Regions from separate parts of the Mus musculus genome. Here region 1 is linked to region 2. The links are chromatin loops, found by intact Hi-C in ENCODE. Cell type or tissue: gastrocnemius. All regions are shown on one strand. Each heading gives the region's core, and the rest is flanking DNA. Links, peaks and the distances in the headings are about the cores only.

Region 1 (11,136 bases), core at 1-8,000, 320 kb before region 2:
CAATTGGAACAGTCAGGGCACTACAGCAGGAGATGACTCCTCGGGCCTGCTTCTCTTTCGGGCTGTCCCCCCTGGAAGGGAGGAGGCAGCTGGGGGAGTCTGCTGACCTTGTGCTCCATCACAATCAGTAGGACTCCTTTGAGAACCAGCTGTGTTCAGTAATGCCTTTCTTCTCCTCCTCAGGGTGTTGAATACCACATTATTTGAAAGTTGGGAGATCGTCGGACCCTACCCTTCCTGGTGGGTTTTTAACCTGCTGCTCTTGTTACTACAAGGGTTGAACTGCTTCTGGTCTTACCTGATTGTAAAAATAGCTTGCAAAACTGTTTCAAAAGGCAAGGTAAGTTAAAACCCACTCTCTCCAGTACGTCCCAGAAATGTCAGGGTATTTTTGGCTCCTCTGAAATCACTTGTTTCTGATTTCATCAAAATCGGTGCTATTTCTTCCCAAACTTCCTTGAAACACAAATTGAATTATTTCCTTCTCGTTGGTTCTTTTTTTTAAAAAAGTTTCTCTGTTGGCTTTGTTGATGATGATACCCATAGATCTGTATTTACAATTTAGCATTTAATGATGGCATATTATTTATTGTGGAATTTTTTCTCCCTGTCTCTTTAATGTTCTCTGATTATTTATGCTGAGCAGAAATTTGATTTAGTAATGTATTTCCTTTTGTTAAAAGGATTGCTAGGTGTCATGTGCACATTGAAGTAGTTCTTTCTCTCAAAACAAGGAATAAATACATCTGCAACTTTTCCTACAAAACTTACTTAAGTCTGTTTTAAAATGGAATCGAGAGGCTGACGTAAATATATCTTCCAGAGCCTCAGCCCCTTCGTCCCGAGCAGGGACATTTCCAGATCATTCTCCACACTGGTTTCTTACTTCATTGTTTGTTCTCTTCCTCCTGCCATCCTGGAAGGCTGGGAAGTGGAACCCTTTGCATGTAAGTTCTCGTCCTCTCTCTTCCTTCTGGGGTGACACTTGCCTGCTGGAGGGTTGCACAGGTGCTTTGTTCCAGCCGTTTTCCTGCCGTCTAACTTACTGACACTACTGGGGGCTTTGTGGCCACTGTAGGTTCCATGGTCTGCAAAAGGTATCAGGGAGAGTTTCATCACTGCCTTTTGTGGGAACAAATGAATCTTGCTGATCCAACAGGAAGGGACTTGTTCTTTTCTATTGGTCCCTAACATGTTGGCTAACACTGAAACAGATCAGTGTGAGGTGAGAGAAGTAAGCCAGTCGATCCATGCAGTGCGGAAAGGAGACCTGGGCTACAGATGTCCGGATCTGCAGAAAACAGAGAGTAGCACTTGCCCTCTGTCCTCGGTGCGGTCCACAAACTCAGCTCCTTCCACAGGAAACATCTGAGCAACCTGGCATGATCTATAAGGCCAGTCCTCAGCATCACCATCTATATATATAAATCCTGAGTATTTTGACAAATTAATTTCATAGGAGATAAGGTTCATTTTTTCCCCATGACTTCTTATTCTTCAAAATAAATCCATGTTTCTTTTTTCTTTTTTTGTTTTTTTTTTTTTGTTGTTGTTGTTGTTGTTGTTAAATTTTTCCAGACAGGGTCTCTCTGTATAGAGAGAACTATACTGAATCTGTAGACCAGGCCAGCCTTGAACTCACCTGTGTGCCTCCTGCATGCCCAGATGCACCACCATGCCTAGCTTGAACTCAGGTTTCTTCTCATTTGGATATAAATTAAATCAGCATGCATCGTCCTGGGGCATGACAATAACTAAAGGTGGAGAGTGAGTGCAGTAGATTAGATTATTTTTGTATTTATGGCATTCTCCTTTCCACCGGCCCTGTCGTCTTACCTCTAACTGTGATTCCGTCATCTTTGTGAAGGAATGATCACTAATTACGTTCCCCAGCCCTGGCTTCAGGGTTTGTCCTCTGCCCCTGGTGCTTAAACCTAACACAGAAAGGGCCCTCTCGTCCATGGGCTCTTTCCTCTGGGTTATTTTGTGACATTCTAAATTCCCCCCTTTTTCTTTGACAGTATCATAATGGTGGGTTTTTCCAAATGTAATTTAGAATCAACTTACTAGGCATGCAAATTAATACTCTCTGCATCTGGTGTCCTGTACTAGCACATTAATTTGAAACTAATAGATTTATAAATATAATGGAACTTACATAATACGTCTTTATGACTCATGCTTTTAAGCTGAAATACTCTTATCCCCCAGTCATTTGTTGCCTCAGTATCTTAAGTGCATTGTTGTTCTCTTTTGTTTTTGAGTGACATTGTCAACATGAATTCATTCTCACCTCAGAGGGCTTTGGGGTGAGGCTTAGCTGTGTGTGATATTTAGGTCATCGCTAGTTAGATTGGAACAGTAGCTTTCCGATTTTACTGTTCCCCATCTCTACACACCTAGAAATGATTATGTCCCTGGTCCCTAGTGGCTTCCCAGTAGTAGATCCCAAGGCCCTCGAGTTGCTGCATTTGTTAATTGTGCAGAGAAGATCTGATTTGAGAAGCCCTCAGTCTCAGTAATTTAGAAATGCCATTGAGAAACTGAGACTGTCTCTCAGCCCCGCCCCTAGAGGATCACTGAAGGCCAGGCTTCATAAAGCCAGGTCAAAAGGCTCCTCTGAGCATCCAACTTAATAATTAGTCAAATGAAGCTGAGTGTGTTGGTACAGACATATAATGCCAGGACTCAGGAGGCTTATGCAAGATTTCTGCAAGTCTGAGCTACACAGTGAGACCTGGTGTCAAAATAAAAATTGACTAGTTAAGTAACCAGTGCACTTACTTGAAGCTCGTAAGGCCCTCTAGGTTAAAATGCTGGCTATAGTTTAGCGTTATGTAGGAAAGAATTCAAATTATTTCAGTTTTAAAATCAATAAAGTACTTACTTGCCACACTGTAGGATTTTTTTTTCTGTACTCCATGTTAACATGCAGATGTATATCCTAGTATCTTATTTTCCTGTTCATATTACTTAATGAAACTAATGGAAGATTGAAGAAATTGGCACATAATAAAGAATTTTTGATGATCTGGCCTATAGTTTTTTTCCTGGCAAATGTTAAAAGCTATCTCATCTAGAGGATTGTTAGAATGTCTTCCAGTGCCATTTGTAATTTTAGCAAAAAAAAAAGAAAAGAAAAGAAAAGAAATGTGAATTAAATATAGAATGAATTACAATCCCAAATAGCAATGGTTTGAGCTAGTGTGTGAATATCTCTATTAGTATAGTAATTGAGAGTTAACATTAAATAATTGTCAATAAGAATGTAGTCATTATTGAATAAATTGATTTGTTTGGGTGCAGTTCCTAAAGGACCATCCTCATGGTACAGATGCCACCATCACTGTGGTTAAGGGCAGGAGTCATGGTCTAACATTATCTCTGATGAAGGCTGCCTACCCTTCAGGCTCTGTGACGCCTAAACTCAGAACCAACTCGGTCATACAAAGCATTCCTGCTGTGAAGAAGGGACCTTGCTACCAGAACAGTGCTCTTATCTGTTTTCTTTAACATGTGAATAAGTTCATCTTCATGTGCGGTTGCATGTGCTGCTTGCTGGGCACGCCCAACCCTGCTGGTCCTAGGAAGCTGGTGACACTCCCATCTTTGTATTCTGCAGGTATCCAAGGATGACCGGAGTGACATTGAATCTAGCTCAGATGATGAGGACTCAGAGCCTCCAGGGAAGAAACCACACTCTTCAACAACCACCAACGGAACCAGCGGTACCAATGGGTACCTCCTCACTGGTCCTTGTTCCGTGGATGATTAACTACCCAAAACTATAAGTTCTGAACAAAGGGAACTGTTTGTTCCTGGAAGTATTTAATAAGTTGCAAATGCAGTTCCTTTCATGATATCTCATCACCAGAGACAAAAAATTAGGATTCTTGGAGCATTCTGAATAGTGTACTGCCATGTGTCCTGTCTGTGAATGAAGAAATCCATTATTTCTATGTAGGCATGCTGTATGTAACTGACACAGGGAACAGTATTTGCATTTGTCTTAGGATATTATTTATTTTTTTATTTGTTTGTAAATCTGTGGACAAACGAGGATTCCTTCACTCCTTTCATTCTCTGGGCTCGTGATTGACAGTAAGGATGTCCTGTCTGTGTGTGCCCCTTTTCCACGTTGTGGTCCAGTGTGCCGTGAGCATCAGCTTTCTTTACCCCTTAGAGCAAGGAACATCCCATGCCAGATCCTCACACAGTTCCCAGTAGGTTGGCTTTCCTTCTGTTCTGCACCCATTTTCTATTTGCCCATACAGTTGGTGACCATTGCCCCACGTGAGTCTAAACAGGGTGAACCAGGTGTTTTCCTTGCCACTCTTGGTGATCAGATGAAAGAGAGTGGCTATGGGGGGACTTTAGAATTTTACAGGAAACCGCCTTGGTTTGTCTCTTGTGCACAGACATGAGACTTCTTTTCTGTGGTAGGTTGTCGGGGGTTGACTATGTTGGTAACAAAGCTATTTTGCCCTCCAGTGAAGTCAGTGTTCTGAGTATGAAACAGTATCTCTTGCATAAGTTCCCAGATACAAGGGCCCCACATACTGGGTTCTGGGAGTCTCGTAAGGATAGCCACTGCCCTCAACCAGGTCTTGCCATGACTTCTACCCTATTAGTCCAGTCTTCTGTCCTGACGTATAAAAAAGAGGAAGCCCCGAATATTCTGAGGCAGGAAAAGAAAAAGTCTTGTGGGAGTTGGCAAAGACTTCCTTCCCTGCAAAGCACTTTATTGCAACCAGCTTTCAAGAGAAAGCCCTATCTGGTATTAGACTTTGTATTTTGCTGAGTAAAATAAATCGAATGAGAGAAAGACAATTAACCCCTTGCCTTCCTCCTCAAATGCATCCCATAATGACTTTCTTGTTGCTAGAAACATCCACCCCACAGGACAAGTCTGTTCCATTTACTGCTCTGACGACTTGTGAGGGCTCCTGTGAATTTCTCTTCAAGTGGAGCTATTTCCAGAAAAACAGTAAAAAATTCTACTGGAGAATAGCAGCAACAGCTGTGGGGAAAATTGCCAAAGAATACGTCATGAGCCCTCACCCACCCCCACCCCCTGCAGCCAGTGTTACTTTTGTTCGGCTACAGAAACCACACAGATGAGCCGAGGACTAGACCCATCTCATCCTCAGTAAAAAGGAAACTGAATGGGATTACAAGTACTCGTGAGTCAAACATCTCCTAAAACAGGACTCCAAACCAGTCAGCGCTGAGTAACCAATAGCAAAACATTACAGTGCATGACGGTCCTGCTCAGAACCACCCCCACTCCATTTGGTTCTTTTAAATTAAATCTGCATACCCATACCTTGAAGCCTGTGAGTTAATTGTTAAGAGAAGACTCCCGAAGAACTCACTGCAATATTAAATCCTCCTCCACCTAATTACAAAACAGTATTTTCTGGTATGGTCCAGACAATAATTTTCAAAGCTTGGAAGCATGTCTAGTTGTTACCACAGAAGACAGTGCAAGTGACTGTGTGATTTGAGCCTTGCTGATATATTAGCCAAAACAGTTATATGTCTAGGAGTGAAACTTGATTGAGTGTTTGGGTTTGTGAGACCAGTGATAAGACACGGGAGGTACTGTTAGTAATCAGAGCATTTGCTCAAATACAAATGGATGAAAACCAAGAGCAGTGTTGAGACAGTGAAAGTTTGTCATCAGCTAAGCTAAGGAACCTACCCATCTCTAGTTAATGTCTGGGCTCATCCTCCCAGGTATGAGATGGTTTTGACAACCACTGTGTACTTGTATTTGAACCATGTGACACTCTTTAGCACAGAAGAATTTTAAGATCAATCTGTAAATTCAGAAGAGGTATATAAAAATGAAGTAAGTTGATCCTGTCCATATCAAAGGCAGCTCTAACTCATCTTCTCCACGGAAGTTACTGTGGAAGACTAGGGGCACGCTTTCTGACTGACACCTTTAGGTTGGCTCAGTCTGCAACGTGTCTGTTGATTTTTCTGTTTCGTATTACCTTTGTGAGAAAATAATTCTGCTTGGCTAATTGAAATGGAGTTTGTAGGCTTTTTCTGGAATAGAATATTAATATCTCTGTCTAATGTTCTCCCAAAAATGGACGGATAAGACTGAGAACAGACACTGTCCGCGGAATCGTATCCACATATGGCAGGCCATAGCTCTCAGAAAGTCTGACTTGTAAATCCAGCTTTAGGTTAGTTCTAAGTGGTGATTTTGGTAATTAGCATAGCTTGTGGTGATGTCTCCTCCTTCCTGGTTGCATCCAAACTCCCCAGGGTACCAAAGTGTGTGTAGAAAGGACTCTAGAAAAAGTAACTCTCATAGCTTACCTAGATTTAGTGGGGGGGAAAGTAGGAAATCAAGTAGACTTTGGCCTAGAGTCAGTAATTGATATAGCCGTGTCTGATTTATGTGTGCATATGTATGTTTCTCCAAAAACTGGTAAAACTAAATGATTACTGATTCATCATCGTCCTCCATATTCCTTTCCTTAGAAAAAAAACGAACGCATTCAACCATGTCCTAAACAGACTTTCCTTCTCTTTAGTTTTGCTTTGCACCAGCTGAGAGTAGCAAAGCCCTCTCAGCCTCTCAGTCACAGAGCTCCCTGAGATAGACTCAGGTCCTGGAGCATCTGCTGCCACACATAGGACACACCCACTTCACTATCGCAGACTCGGCCCCGTGGATGTTGAGAGCAGAGGAGCAACTGCAAGGATCAGTATTGTGGGTCATTCGAGTATTCATTGTAAAAGTGCAAGTGATTGCCATTTAACCCCATGGTTCTAATGTCTGCTGAACTGCCAGACAGAGCATATCCCAAATTATCATTAGATTGTGTCATTGGCGTCCAATGCTGATGAACAAGGCAGCAAAGGCACGGACCAAGAAAGACCAGTCATCTTTAGTCCATATGGTAGGTGAGTCTCAAACTGGTAAACTCCTGTCTGAGTCATACACTTAGCAAAAGCACTGCGTGCTACCATGGTCCCAAAAGGTGATGACATAGCCTAGGTACAGAGGCGGTACTGTCTGCTGTGTGTAAGTACACTTATTGATGTTCGCAGAGTGACAAAAATGTGTCCCTGCTGTGACATGACATAGGCCTATACTTTTTGAGCAAATGTATTGCCTTTCCTTCACTTTAGATAGAAAGGTCTGAATCTTCCACCTTGCATTTAAATCTCATTGTTACTTGGGCTAAGGAAAAATGAGACTTCGTTGTTATAAAGGACATTGGAGCTCCCCTGAGTCTGTGTTGACCAGTTCTTCTGAGAGAACGAATGGGTGCCTTTCATTGCCTCCAACCCAGTTTACATTACTAATCATTTTGGGGTAAATCAATGTCAGAGTTGCCTGGATATTTGAGTATTTTCCTTAATTTGAAGAAGAAAAATAGTGTGTAGAATTAGCCCAAAGGTACGGATGTGGGCCATTTATCAGTATGGGAGATGATGTCATTAACCCAGAGAGGCCGCAACACCTTTGGAAATAAGAAGTTAAGTGCTGGCCCTTTGTGTAATGTTTGTGGTACTAAGGCTCCTACCTGCCTTTCACTTTCCTTGTCTTCGGCTTATTTCTGCTTAGTCAATAAGTCGTCATAGCCCTGCAATGGTTCTAACACCCAAAGGAGAAAAACATCAAACAAGACCAGAGTCGCCCTGAGGGGATAGTGATCACCTGGCTCTTGTGTAGCAAGAAAGAAATGTGGAGGGCTCTAACTACTGCAGGTGCCTTCAAGTATGCTGCCCCTGTCAGGAATGATCATAAACGTTCTTAAAGTGAAACAAGACTGTTTCCTTACATGTATGCTTCCCACTATCAGCTTCTCTTCCAGAGGTGAGATTGTGCCATTCTCCAAATGCTGTGAGCTAATTAGCAATAGTCTACCAATCACATTTTAGTTCCATGAACTGATGGGCTAAAGGAGGGCCCTCCTTTCACCTATGTGTACATAGCACCCACCCACCCCTAGGAGGCGCCAAGCAGATGTGGGGGAGCCCTAGCCAAAGCTCTTGAAACTCCTGTAACCACCAATACTCAAAAGCAGCCACTTTTCATGGAGAAAATCATGTTGAAGAACGTAAGTCACCATAAGTAATGAGATACGTAGACACCCGAATAAGAAGGTTCGCCTCCTGCAGGCTTTTGTGACTTGATGCATCCCAAAGCCTTTGACAGGAAGCATCGGCAGGTGCGTGCATTGAGACTCCCACCAATGCCAAGTGACAGGAATGCATCGGCAGGTGCGTGCATTGAGACTCCCACCAATGCCAAGTGACAGGAATGCATCGGCAGGTGCGTGCATTGAGACTCCCACCAATGCCAAGTGACAGGAATGCATGGGCAGGTGCGTGCATTGAGACTCCCACCAATGCCAAGTGACAGGAATGCATGGGCAGGTGCGTGCATTGAGACTCCCACCAATGCCGAGAAGTTGCAAAAGCCTGGGCCACAGGGTGAGTTACTGTGTCTGCATGGAATCGGGCACTCTCGGATTGCTGGGAAGCGATGAGGAGGCGCTGTTAGCCTGGAGCTGGTCTCCTTTAGCTCATTCACTCACGGCCTTTTAGGCTTCTGGAACTCTGGTAAAAGAAAGCCAGATGCTAACATTTTTCTGCTTTCAGTTTACTAATGACTGTTAGATCAGCTCTTCCCATCCCTTCTTCTCTGTCTGGTGCCATTTTCAGGAGGTGGGAGAGGGTGTGCCCATGTACACCTGTCTCCTTAACACAGGTCCACGAATACTTAGCTTCCTGGGTTGTGTGTCTTCTGAGAACCATGGTACAGCGTCAGTCACCATAGTTTCTGTGCTCAGTGGAAAATTTTGATTTCATTCATATTTTTATTCTCTTTACCTATGATAAATGTCATAAACTGTAAAACTCTCCTTAATGTGAAACTTTTTTTGGTTTTTTGTTTTGTTTGTTTGGGTTTTTTTTGTTTTTTGTTTTTTGTTTTTTGTTTTTTGTTTTTTTTTAGTGTTAGCTGCAAAGCTACAAAGCTCTGGAATGGTTACATTATGATTCTGGAACGTTCGCTCAAAGCTTAATTAGCATAAGTGTGGACCACACTCCAGCTTAATTCCCCTGTGCACACAGTTCTCATCACTCCTGTGCCCAAGTCCCAGTCATTTCCCTTCATGGCCTGTAGCTGTCAGAGAAAGGAATGGTGGTTAATTTGGAGGTTTGTTTCTCTTTTCCAGCTTTCCCTGGGGACTAGAATAAGTGACAGAACCTCATTTGTTTTCTAAAGATAGTTCGGTGCGTGAGCATCTGTCAGAAGTGGAATGGTGTGCCATTAGCCAATTAGAATCACTCTGTACTGTCACTGTGTTTTTGCTGATTTTTTATATGGGAATATAATTACTCGTTCTTGATCTTTGGAAGTAATTGTTATTATGAGGATCATTTTACTTTGGAAACACTTTCATAATAAAGATAAACATTAAGAGTACAGCATGAGTGTCCTTTATTGTAAGCATCGACCAGCTGAATTGGGAACACATCCAACATCTCTGGGTGGGACTGTGTCAGAGCTCAGCCATCCGGTTATTTCTTAATGATTCTCCAAGGCGTTGTGACCATTGAGAAATACTGTTATATCGTCTTGTGATATGCTAAAGTGTCTCCTTGAAATTTAGGGTGCAAAGCCTTCAGTGTTAAATCTCACGGTAACACCCCATTCTGGAAACAGGGTTTCTAGAGAAAGCAACCTAAATGGATCAGAGGATACTGATTTTTCCCAAATCGTGAAGGAGCTATCAATAGCTAATCTCTAAAGCACAATGGGAAACAGCCCGTCTCTGTGCATGCGCCTCAGAACAGCTTGCATCAGCTTGGGATCCGGGCTCTGCATTTCTGGGCCTTTTTTCCTTTTTTTTTTTTTTTTTTTTTGCATCTGTGCTTACATCATGTAGGATCTCAGAAGGCATCAGATAGCACCGAAATGCACTTAGACAACACCACAATTATATTTTTAAAAACCCACTTCGAAAAAAAAAAATCTTAGCAATACTGATGTCATCCTGAACAGTGATCCGATTCACACAGTAACTCTAGCGAAGTCACCAGAATTTCTCTGAAACACAAACTATAAGAAAAATCACTCATTGCAAAGCTATGAACTTTTCCTGTTCTAAAGAGGCCGATCCGCGATGCTAAGAGCATGTTTTCCAGTGGCCAAAATACAACTTGGGTTTCCCAAACCCCTTCCTGCTAAGACAACCACATCCAACGCAGGCACATGTTTCTGCCCCCTGATTCTCTTTCTACCAGTCTTGACCTTGCTTTATCCAGAAGAGTGGTAGCAGTGACAGCAACACTCCATGAGGTCAAGAAGACAAAGCAGAGGGACCAGGCACCAGGACCTACTAGAATACTAATGGCTCTCAGAACCAGTCATTGGGCTGTTGGAGCCTTGGCATCTACAGTCTTCATTATCCCCAAAGACTAAAGCATGAAAACACACAAGTTAAGAGTTTGGATATGAAATGTCCCTCTCCAGTTTATATGTGAAAAGCTTGGTTTCTATGTGGCAGTGCCATCTTGGTAGATGGGACATAGATGAAGGAGTGGCTCTTGGTCTCAGAGCAAGCTTTTCAAAATCACACCTAGTCCCAGTCCCCTACTTTTTTGCTTCCTTCTTGACAAGAAGTCAAGATGTTCCTACCGCCATGATGCTCTGCCCAGGTTCATGGAACCAAACCAGCACAGACTGAACCCCCTAAGACAGTGAGCCAAGATAAGTTCTTCCTCCTTTCAAGTGCTTATCTCCAACAGGTTTGTCACAGTGATGCCAGAGTGCTTTTCACAGATTTACGCCATTCCTCAAGCACTGAAAAATTTAAATTCCATTAAGTTTATATAAGTGAAAGCCAGAAAGCACTGTCAGATGGTTAAGTTTGTTGAAGAGTCAAGGAAAAGGACTATTTTTAGAGGTGAAAGCTGGATTACCAGATCAAACCAATGTCAATAAGACACCTTATCTAGGAAATATGAAAAGACATTTTTCTTTCCTGTGCTGGTAAGAGATGCCAGTGAGGGGGTGGGGTGGGGGGATATATAGAGGAAAGGCCATGCTGTGAGGGCTGTAAACCTGGTTAGTGAGCAAGTGCCCTTGTGTCTCTG
Region 2 (11,445 bases), core at 2,266-10,265:
ATTGAACCTCTGGACCTGTAAGCCAGCCCCAATTAAATGTTGTTCTTATAAGAGTTGCCTTGGTCATGATGTCTGTTCCCTGAAATAAAACCATAGCTAACTCATAAGAGTCTTATCAAAGAAGGGGATCACTATATGGACAACTTTATGGTAAAATAAAACACTCAGAACAACACATTTCTTATTGGAATCTAAACAACAGGCCTATTTTACATCCACAAAGGGCAATGCTCACTGGTCAACGAGCTGCAGAAGCAAGCGATACCCTTTCAAAAGGGGCCAACTGGCCCACAAGATCTGAAAAGCAAGCCCAGTAAGTCAAAGCCAGCAGGACCTTTCTGTAACATGAGTCAGTTTTGTTCTCCCAGAACTCTGTTCTGCAATCAGATAGAACCGACCCAAGACACGCTTCCTCTACCACTGCCTGGTGCCAAGTAAGTGTCCTGTTCATCTGAGGAATTCTAATGCTACCTCGATCCATGGTAAGTCTGCATTCCCAGAAGACTGCTCACCATCGTCTTCCTCGACTTAGAGCATAGCTATATGTAAATCCTGGTCAGCAAGAGCACTCCAGTCCAGAAAAGGGACCCTTTTTCATCCCTCTCCTTTCCTCAAATGTCAGAGTCTATCCTTCCTCATCTCTGCCTCCTACTCCAGAGCAAAGCAGTAAATTCCAACCTTCCACCCTCAAGACAGACTTTAACAACTTAGCCCTGGAATCAACCTAACACGGAAGACAGAATAAGAGAGAGTACCAGAGAAGAGATGCAATCTTCCTCTGGTGTTAGTCTTTGGTCAAGCAATCTGACAAAGGTAAAGCCAGGTCTTTACAGTAGATTAATCTGCTGTTAAACACAATATAATCCTAACTAGGCAATTGTTCTGTTGTGGTCCAGTCCAGAAAACAAAGGATGCCATGCATCCTTAGATGGAAGTTAAAGACTCAGACTTGGTAGTTTCCCTCCGGATTCTTTTGCAATGCTAAGTGCCCTCCCAGCTGCAGAGGAGAGCCTCTCAATGAGCTTGCCCCAGTTAAGATGCTGCCCCACCCTGTGGGCATCATCACTGGCCAATATCTGATTGACCCGGAGAACCAAAGGCTTTGCTGTTTGAAACAGCTCAGGACATTCCTATCTCCAGTACACTCTGGCACTGGGGCCCTCTCCTGGAATACTCCTGAGGCTCTCCAGAATATTTACCATCGTAAAAATACAGATCTGAGCATCTTTCCTGCATACTGGGCCATGAGCAGTCTTTTCTCCCCTTACACATTACTGAGTAGGAAGGGGATTAAGTTAGCACTAAAATGGTTCCTTCCTATCACCTAGGATTTTGAAAAAAGTTCTCTTCCATGGAATCTCTCTACGGTGTTCTGTGTCACAGATTGCTCTAAAGTCCGGGGGTAGTCCCAGGGGGTGCAAGGACATCCCTGACTCCTTATCTCATCAGAGGACACTTTATAGTACCCAGAACTTACAAATATTTCCAATCAGATTCATAAAGGAAGCGGCTAACTTTGTAAGAGAAAAGGTGGAGTTAGGTAGCAGTCTGGGGGGTTCAAGGGTACATACAGGGCATACTCACTCAGCCAAAGTTCACTGGCTATAGGATAAATAATGCTTACCCAAGACTGGAGTCTGCCTCCACACTAAACAACGACAGAGTCATGGATTCCTCTGTCCAAAGCCTAGCACCATAATCTATGCAACTCTCTGTGCATGCAGGCGTGAGTGTGTGTGTGTGTGTGTGTGTGTGTGTGTGTGTGTGTGTGTGTGTGTTACAAATAAAGTCCCATTGCTCTTCATGGACTGAATTTGAGCCCTTTAAAGTGTGAGGAAACTGGCAAAACCCCTGTGCCAAAAAGGAGTTGCACAACTGAAGTGTCCCTCCCGGTATAATTTTTACAAATTGGCAAAGAAACAATCAAAAATTAGAAGCAATAAATACACAGTTATGCTCTTAGAGATGGACACTTTTGTTTTCTTTGTAGTAAAACTCTGCACATTGTCAGGGAGTGACCAGGGCTTCCCATTGTTGTTTTAAAGTTCATCCAGAAAAACTATATATTTGTAATAGGCTCCAGAGAAACTAAGTGTCTGAAACTAAGTGTCTTGTATAGCTGGGTCTGGAAACTGGAACTAGAATAACTTCATACATCCACTTCATTTTGGGGCTAGACACTGGGAACTGTGCAAAGGAGCTCTTCACCTTTTTCTGAAACAAGAATGTTCTTAGAAGCATCCAGAAAATGTACATTTCACCTGTGGTTCCATTCTCCACTCGGTGACATTTCAAATGCAAAGGACACCAGGACAATAAAACACCACCCTTTTCTCATCTCCATCTCATCTTCAGACGAGACGTGGGCATCCTTTCAAGGATCCGGTTAAAATCTGAAGCCTGGATTGTCTCCATAATAGTCTCCATTCAAACACACACTGAAGAATTGGTTTGACAGAGAGCAAATGTGGTAGTTTATATATGTTTGGCCCAGGGAATGGCACTATTAGGAGGTATAGCCTTATTGGAATAGGTGTGTCACTGTGGACATGGGCTTTGATACACTAGTCCTAGCTGCCTGGAAGTCAGTATTCTGATAGCAGCCTTCAGATGAAAATGTAGAACTCTCAGCTCCTCCTGCACCATGCCTGCCTGGATGCTGCCATGCTCCTGCCTCGATGATAATGGACTAAACCTCTGAACCTGTAAGCCAGCCCCAATTAAATGTTGTTCTTATAAGAGTTGCCTTGGTCATGATGTCTGTTCACAGCAGTAAAACCCTAACTAAGTCACCAACCAAGCACCGTTTCAAGCAACTTGTGACCAAGGCTCAAGAAGGAGTCAGAGACCCAAAAGCCATCTGATAAAATACACATTTATTAGAAATTTCCAGCAGCATCATTTCCAGTAGCTTTTTCTTTTCTAATCAAAGTAATTACAATCGGTACTCAAAATATGAGCAACAAAATATTTCGAGGACTTGAGAATAAAATAATCAGTAGTATATTTCATTCATCCACTCTCCCACCCTTCCATTCATTCGTTAACACACGTGCAATATTAGCACAGAGAAACCGGGAATGCTACTTGCTATAGAAAATGTACGCTCGTGCCATGGTTCCTGTGATAGAGAATTCAGCAACTGCTCAGAAGAGCCGGGACATACAGTACATCCTGACACAAACGTACAGCTTTAGGCAAAGACGTGAAAAAGGCTCAGTAAGAATGTTTTCCCTTTCTTTTCGTCGTCAACTGAGGAAATAAATAGTCAATACAATAACAGTTTGCACCCAGAGCCAAACACCCAGCTGAGGTTTCGATTAACTGGTATCTGTTTGGCACCCTACTTTATGAAGTAGGTTTGGTTTTAGTCAGTCAGCTCCAGAATTCCAGTCACTAAGGGAGGTGACACCTGAGATGCCAGGCAAGGGTTGATTTAAGGTCTGTCAAGCAAGAGCTCATTCAATGAAACAGAAACTCAGTGTGGGACGTGACATGGCAGATACAGATGTTGACTTGGCAATTAGGGTCACAGCTGGGGTTAGAAGACAGAGGCACGTGGAAGGGTCCAACTGAATCACTTTGTGTACCTTCTGTGTGGTCAGAAGCGTCTACAGTGTATGAAGCCAACACTGGCCCCTATTGGTACACTTACTAATCAGGTTGACACGTAATGTTGAATATTGATTATTGATTAAGTGCTGACATGTAAAAACGGACCCACAAATGAAGCTTAAAGGGCTTTCTTCCTAGATTGTTTCAAAGGAAACATGAGTACTATCTCTTCTCTAGAGAGACCCAAAGCCCTAAGCCAACTCCTTTCCTCACCAGATCATTTATTCTTCAGCTCAGCGACCCCACTCAGCAGGCACTCTCATTAGCAGAGGCAGAGATGTTATAATCCTTCTGAAATTTACACAAGTACAATATATTCACAGCATCACCTCCTGACAACATCAGTGCAAGATATACACAGTACCTCATGATAATTGTAAAAATAGGAAATGGCATCAGTAAAAAAGACACACGACACACCTTCAATTATAGGCAAACAGAGAAAAATATATTTTTTTATAAAGTATTGAATGTTAACTTCTTTTTCATTTGTCTGTAAAAAATATATGTGCAAAAGTGAGTGTCTAAATGTTCCCTAGAGAGTTGGCAAGGCTATACATCAGAGTCTTCCTTCACAAGGTTTGCGGTGTCTTTAAAGGTGTCTTCTGTGGCAGTGTAGCCTGGAGTCGAACTTCTTTTTGAAGCTTTAGCAGGAAGAGAAGGAGATGGAGGGGGAGCCACAGCCACAGCTTCCTTTTGCTCAGTGTCCATCTGCAACCACAACAAGACATGGATGACATGGCTTTATGTTCCCGGCATGATCATAAACAGTTCTGTATAAGGACTAACCTTGGTCAGTTTGTCCAGAATAACCTCAATGTGTGCCCAACCTAGCCAAACAATGAATGTCTGTACTTAGAACAGGGATTAAAAGTTACCTCTGCATAGATTGGATTTTCGAAGTTCGTTGTCTGCTTGGGTTTTCGTTTGAAGATATTCCATTTTGTGCCCTAAACAGAAAGAGGAGATGGACGGTTTTCAGTAATGGAGTTTTCTATTTTGTTTTCTTTATAGGTGTCTTTTCCTAGGTTTTTAAACTCTATTGAAAGCATATTAACTTAAGGGTGTGGGTTAAGTAGTATATTATTCAACTGTCCCTGTACAGTAGCTAAGACTCTCAGGTGTTTTTATGTAACAACTTCAAAATCTTTCCTCAATGTAAAATGTGCAGATGGAGAATCTGGACTCATGCCATCTAGAAGACTGCCATCTAGCCAGTCAGATACAGAGTATACAAGACACTAAGACAGAGGCAGACTTCTAGAGCAGCCTAGAAGCTCAAGGAAAACCCAAATTATGTCTCTTATTTCCAAAACTATGTCTTGGCCAGAATATCCCTCTCACTTCGACACATCCTCTATCATCACCACCACCACCACCACTATCACCATCACTATCACCATCATCTGCAACAACTGACATTTACTGAGTGTTTGCTGTGCATCGGGAATTGCTTTAAGGTTTGTGGGGTTGTTTTCATCTCAATAATCCTTTGATGCAGGTTTTTTTTGTTCCTCCTGTATGACACACTGAGTCACAGCAGGACAAATAGCTAAAGTGTGGTAGACTAGCAGAGAGGCCTATGTACTGAAGAACCCAAAGAGAAAACCCCAGTCACTCACACACCAGTGAGTTGGCCCCACCTTATGGAGTGGTTGTAGTGTTGGCCACCTGGTTAACAAGTTCCCCCTATGGAAGATCAAGTAACCCATGTGTTTTGCAGGATGGGTGGGAAATTTGGTACCAGGAGCACATGACTACGGAAGAAAGGCAAGACCACTCACCCAACCCACACATCCACTCTCTGTGTCACCAAACAGAGGAAAAAGGAGAAGGAAGTCAGAGCCATATGTTTGGAAATGTGAAGTTAAGTAGAGAAGGCCAACACCTTAAGTCATTGTCTTGGTCTGCAATAGCTCCATGCAACTAAGTAATTGCTAACAAGAGGAATATGGCCGTCCTCGTCTCTAAAGGAGATCCAATGTGTGTCCATGCAACTTGTGGGAAATGACAGGTTTGAGTGACGGGGTCTGAATTCTGAGTATTCTCTGTATATTTACTAAGAAATCTAAGCTTGAGAGACTCCTTTGGAAGTTCGTGTCCTCGGTGACCTAAGCAAGTGATTCTGCTGAGCCAAGTGACAATTTAGTGTCCGGGGGTCACAGATACAGGATCTCTGGACAGACGCTGGGGAGCAGAACTTGGAAGGTCTCGGCCTGGATCAGTGCAAGAACCAGTGGGCAGCACAGACGGAGGCATGGAGCTATGCTGCAATTGGCGAAGGTTGACTCGCATTCCCAACAAACCCCCATGCCCGTTCTGTTTCTGGGACCTGGAGTGGGGGGAGGGAACAGCTTCTTGCCACATTGCCTCTCCTTACAGACCAAGCTACCTCTAAGAAAGGTCCCTAAGATCGAGAATTGACTGGAAAGAAATGTTAAGAATAAAGAAGTAAACCAGACACTGCCTTGGAGTACAGCCAGACCTAGGGACTGAACATTTGATATTTCAAGTATTCTGGTGGCTGTGGAAAACAAATCTTCAATGTCCACTTTTAAATGTAGCTTAAGGAGAAAAAAAGTCCCTAGAAAAACAGTGAACCAAAATCTTCCTCTCTATGGTGTGTGTGTTTGTGTGTGTGTGTTTGTGTATGTGTGTGTGTTTGTGTTTGTGTATGTGTGTGTGTGTGTGTGTGTGTGTTTGTGTATGTATGTGTGTGTGTGTGTGTGTGTGTGTTTGCATGTCTATGCATGTGTACATGTAAGAGGTGATTTTTTTTTCTCTCAGCCACACTGAATTAAAGAACACACCACTGAGTTTCTCTGCACAAGGACCAGGAACATTTAAATGTCTCACAGTGTTTTTTATCCGGAAGTGCTATCATTTCCAATTTGCCCATGGATCCCCTTGTGAAGGGAACTGGTAAGGACTACAGTTCTCAGGGGTAAAATGAGTGTCTAGAATCCAGCATGTAGATCTGGGATAGCTAAACGCACGTTCTTTAAAGCTAGCAGCACACTGTCCATTTTATACAATTTCATTTCAAAGGTGCTTGTTAAACTGCATCCCAAATATTCTAGGATATGTGAAGATATAGCATATATGATAAAGAAAGATTCATCAAGCAGGACTTTTGTCTCCTGGACTAGTTTCCTTGGCACGGTAATACAGCAATGCTTGTGGGATGGTTGGATGGACAATTAGGTGTAGCTGGACACAGAGGACAAGGTAATAAAATTGTGCCACCTGGTGGTCGGCATTGGTAATGGTAGTAAGGCACTAAGAGCAACTTGGAAAGGTGCATTCTCTTTTATATGTATCCTCAGCACATTACTGTGCATGTTGTGTGAATGTCCCAGATTCTATGTCCTTTTCATGAAGACATACTAAATCTACAATTTTGTTTTCATTTGTATGTACGTAGTCTTCCGTGGATTAGCATCAACTCAGAAATGTCCAAGTTCTTTGCAAATTTCTTTTCATGAGTCAATTATCATTACCTGAGTTTCATCAGCTCCAGGGGAGGCTGGCTTTGGCTCTGGAACTATCTCAGAAGGATCTATGGACCTTCCATAGTTCTGGTTTTCCACATTTTCTGGTACAGTCACCTGTGAGCTTACTGACGGTCCCTACACGGTTTTGAAAGAAGAAATGAATATGTGAATAAGTAGATCTGGGTTCTGTTTGCCACCTTATCCCCCACAGACACAGTCACGTACCTTTTCAATCTGATAAGTGACACTAGCAGCTGTAAACTAAATGCCACTTCCACCTTCCCCAAATAAGTGCAACAACCACTAAGTCACCTAAGATATCAAATGTGGTAGGCGAGGACACCCCTCATTGCCACACACTCATTGATGTAACCCCTGCTACATTGTCTACACCCTTCATTCCCACCTTGACCATAATTTGTAATAACAGGTGTTCCAGTTGCATACTGGCAACCAAGTGCTAGCTAAGTAACAACACCAAGTAACAGCCACACAGACGCAGTGCACAGAATCCTCTTTGAATATTAAGGAAAAAAATGAGTGTGGTCAGGTGTGTAGCTACAACACTAATCCAAGCAGTGGCAGAGGCAAACAAATATCTGTAAGTTTGAGGCCAGCCTGGGGTACACAGTGAGACTATGTCTCCAAAGATAAATAAATAAATAAATAAATAGCAAAAGGAATAAAATGAGCAAATTTGAGGACTACCTAAAAGAGGATGAATTTTAAAAAACAGTAAGCAAACAGCCTTAATACTTTTCTATTTTTTGTCAAATTCACATAATTACGCAGCTATTCTTTAAACCCATATCACCCTGAATAGATATTACAAGGAAGTCAGTATACTCCTTGTATTTTACATTCTCCATTTTGTTTGTATGCATGGCCTCACTTTATTTCATGTGAAAAATACCAGACAAGATGTCATCTCTATCCCACGATACATTATCAAAGAGCAGACGAGACTCTTTCAAGATTCAAATCTTTTTGCTCTTAAGAAAGAGCTCATTTTGAAAAATATTTCTATCACTTCATATTAAAATATACTATATGTTGAATCGGAAATCACTAGCAAACACTGATAGCTCTTTCCTGTAGCTGCATAGACAAAGGAAGGACAGGCCAAAAGCTGATGGATCGGGAACCAGCGCTGAGCCATTAGTCCAGGCTAATGGAAAGCACCTGCCTCTCCTTCCAGCTTCTCTTACAGGTACAGAGTAATAAGCCTTCGGAGCAAATCTTAACTTCAGACCTCTATACTCTTCAGAACAGGCCGTCCCTCTCACTTTAGCCCTCTCAGATAAGCAGCCTCATAATACCGTCTCTCAGCCATTCATTTATGACATAGTTCCCTGTTTCTGTCATAGGGCCCTATGTCTCCAGGATCTCTAATAGACTCATACCCCTTGCTCTGGCACGGGTGACTAGGAATGACTGAGAACAGTGAACACCCCCCAGCATGGCTGCTAAGCCTCACATCTCTGCCACGACACAGGGCTCTGACTATTCCCAGGGCTGTATCCGGGCGCAGCTTCGTGACTGTGGATGGTGAAGCTGAGATGCAGGCCACTGTGCTTCCTCCCATTAGGAGGGCAGGTTAGAGGCCTGCATTCTGCAACACAGAAAGACCCAGCAACCACGATGGCTAAAAACAGATCGTGGGACAGACATCTCACCTGCACTGCCAGGCCCACTTTGGAAGTACTGTCTTTGGCTGCATACATTGGGTTTTCAAATATCACAGGCTGCTTGCCTACCTCCATGACGAATTGTTCATTCTGGCGGGAGGAGAGAGAGAGGTCATACCCATTGATCTACTTCAGACAGAAAGGCATCTCCCTCATACCTGGATGTACACCAGACACCTTCACAAAGCCACCCAAAATATGAGGTCTTAGAGAGGGTAGGCGGGAGAAAGTAGCCTCAGAGACCCAGGGGCATCTAAGTAACAAACTATTGTTTCTTCTAGTAAAAAATGAACTAAGGCATCTGCTCCAGAAAGCACAAATCCTCTTCCTATAGCTGAATCCCTCTGGCCCTTTAATGGACTTAATGCACTTGGGCTGGAATACTGAAGAAGAGGGAGGTAGTGGAAGAAGATACAGGGAAATAAGGCAGCATGGAGAACACTGTTCTTCCAGGCAGAGGTGACTGGAGGTGGAGACAAAGCACTGGAAATAGGTTTCTAGATTACAGAAAGCCCCCATGAGGTCAAAGCTGTCCTAGACCCATCCCAGACTGTGCCACCTGGCTCTCATAAGAGGTAGACAAGTCCCTGTTCTATACACGGAGCGAGAAAAAGTCAGCTCCTTGCCTATCCTTGAATAACTGTTACATGGTAGAGCCATTTTCCTTCAAAGGCCTACAGAGCACAGACTGTATCCATGCTAGTGTCCCCAAGGTCAGCTTTATTTCTTGTAAGAAGAGTTTCTTCCATCAATTAGCGTAAGTGAAAGCCTTCAACTGATCCCACGGAGGCTGTGCTCACCATTGCCATGGATCTGTCAATAATTGTCTCAGGGCCAAAAGGAGACACACCGATGTCCATGTTCACATCAGCCCCTGATCTGAAAGTCACCCCGTTTCCATTTTCAGAGGGTTTGGCAAGGCTGCTTAAGCTGAAATGAAACAAAGCCATGTGTTGTGTTGTTATTACGGTTTTTTTTGTTTCTTTTTGTTTTGTTTTGTTTTGTTTTGTTTTTGTAGTGATTACTTTCCTTCCATATTACTGAGTCTTCTATGTGCAATTCTCTCCCCAAGTGCACATGAAAGCACATGCCCAAACAAGATCGGAACAAGAACTAGGGGTCACTAGAAGAAAGCCAAGCAACCCACAGCTAGCTCTGCCCTCTCCTGCCCTACGTGATAAAATACGGTCTGCAGCACAAGCTTCAGGGGAAACTCCATGAAGAAGTGATTGACAGTGAATGCTCTCAGTTCTCACAACTGAGGGACATGGTGGCTCATACGTGTGGTCCCAGAGCAAGGTGGAGGACACATGAAAAATAAATCTTGCCTCATAAAAGTAAGCAAAAAGGGGCTGTAGAGATGGCTCAGCAGTTAAAAGCACTGACTGCTCTTCCAGAGGTCTTGAGTTCAATTCCCAGCAACTGCATGGCAACTGCTCACAACCACCTGTAATGGGATCTGATGCCCTCTTCTGGTGTGTCTGAAGACAGCTACAGTGTACTCATCACATATATAAAATAAAGAAAGAAAATGAGCAAAGAAATGAAGACTACCCTGAGATCATGAGAACAGGTGAGCTATCAATCTTCTAAAAAAATTCATCGTACACAGGCTTATTACATGCCTTCTAATGAAACTGACCTTGGCAGCTTGGGCAGAGAGGGTAAAAGGGAGCCAGTTTTCCTGTAGTGAAAGAATCCAACGAGTACCAGAGCCCCAACAATGATGACCATCGCGAATGTCAACAGAAGAGCCATTGCTGCAGAGGGAAGAAGCGGAAAGCCAGCATCAGCACCTTGACAAACAAGGAAGCGCTAGAGGGGCTCACCAGTGGCCCTTCAAAGATGGGGTGAAAAGGAAGATGGGGGGCTGCGACTGGTGCAGGTCACCATATTTCTGACACTTACTCGTCCCTGGAGGGATGCCTCTCGAGAGCCCAATCTCACAGTACTCTCCACTGTAGCCGCTAGAACACCTGGAATCAGAAGGAGACGTGGTTATCTTTGGAGGCAGAGAGAGCCCTGATCCAGTGCTGCATAAGGAGCAGGCAATGCAGCCCTGATGCATGAGGAGCAGGCAGTGCAGACTGCTCCACATCTGCTTATTCTGCACTCATTCTAGAAAGCCACTAGCAGTGGTGTAGTACTTAGGTCAGTCTCATGGCATAAGCCTACTGGCTCCTCTGCTCCATGCATTTCTTCCTTAGAAAGGGAGTGCAGACACGGTGGCAGTGTGCCATCCTCCAACCACTTTCAAGGAGGAAGAGACAATTCATCTTGCTCTGCAATGATGGTTTCCCTCAGGCTTCTTCACCCCAGACTAGTCATGATCTTTGTATTAAAGCATCTCTCCTGTCAGTTGCTCTCTCATATCCTAAGCCATCCTCCCAGGCGAGGTGGGTGGTGGCATGTGGAGACATACTGCTGTCCTCTCTCTAACTCCTCACTCTTCAACATGACCACAGCATTCCCAAGAGTTGTTAGAAATGCAGTACCCCTGAGAATGCACATAGGCATTTGAGCCAGATCTTCAGGTGAGGGTTATGCCAGTTATGATTTGGGAAGTGATGCCTCGCCTCCCGCAGATTCCCCCAAAGGAGGAGAAGCTGGTTAGATGGGAAATGGGGAATTGGATGAGCCTCTAGTAC

What was found. A loop is a pair of places that touch in the nucleus more often than their neighbours do. Peaks named below come from ENCODE experiments on the same cell type or tissue, not always from the same donor. Only the 100,000 strongest peaks of a DNase experiment are listed, where the experiment ranks them.
Region 1: it touches region 2 in a loop (10-fold over the local background); 10 of 42 quality-filtered maps call a loop at or near these places.

The regions. Positions count from the first base shown.
Region 1 is chr2:69,104,820-69,115,955 of GRCm38, forward strand. It overlaps Cers6 (ceramide synthase 6), which reads left to right. Exons shown (of 10, transcript NM_172856.4): 9 at 184-340; 10 at 3,623-9,464. The coding sequence ends at 3,775. Among named protein-coding and RNA genes, the nearest start is that of Gm39840, 20 kb to the right of the region's middle. In gastrocnemius, for the core only: no CTCF peak of the experiment used is centred there; no DNase peak of the experiment used is centred there; H3K4me3 peaks cover 757 bases; H3K27ac peaks cover 800 bases.
Region 2 is chr2:69,421,478-69,432,922 of GRCm38, forward strand. Lrp2 (low density lipoprotein receptor-related protein 2) reads right to left here. Exons shown (of 79, transcript NM_001081088.2): 73 at 10,706-10,773; 74 at 10,440-10,557; 75 at 9,598-9,727; 76 at 8,786-8,887; 77 at 7,116-7,244; 78 at 4,494-4,565; 79 at 2,858-4,326. The coding sequence ends at 4,168. Among named protein-coding and RNA genes, the nearest start is that of Gm36393, 21 kb to the left of the region's middle. In gastrocnemius, for the core only: a CTCF peak has its summit at 6,864 (motif pointing left); a DNase peak (open chromatin) is centred at 6,863.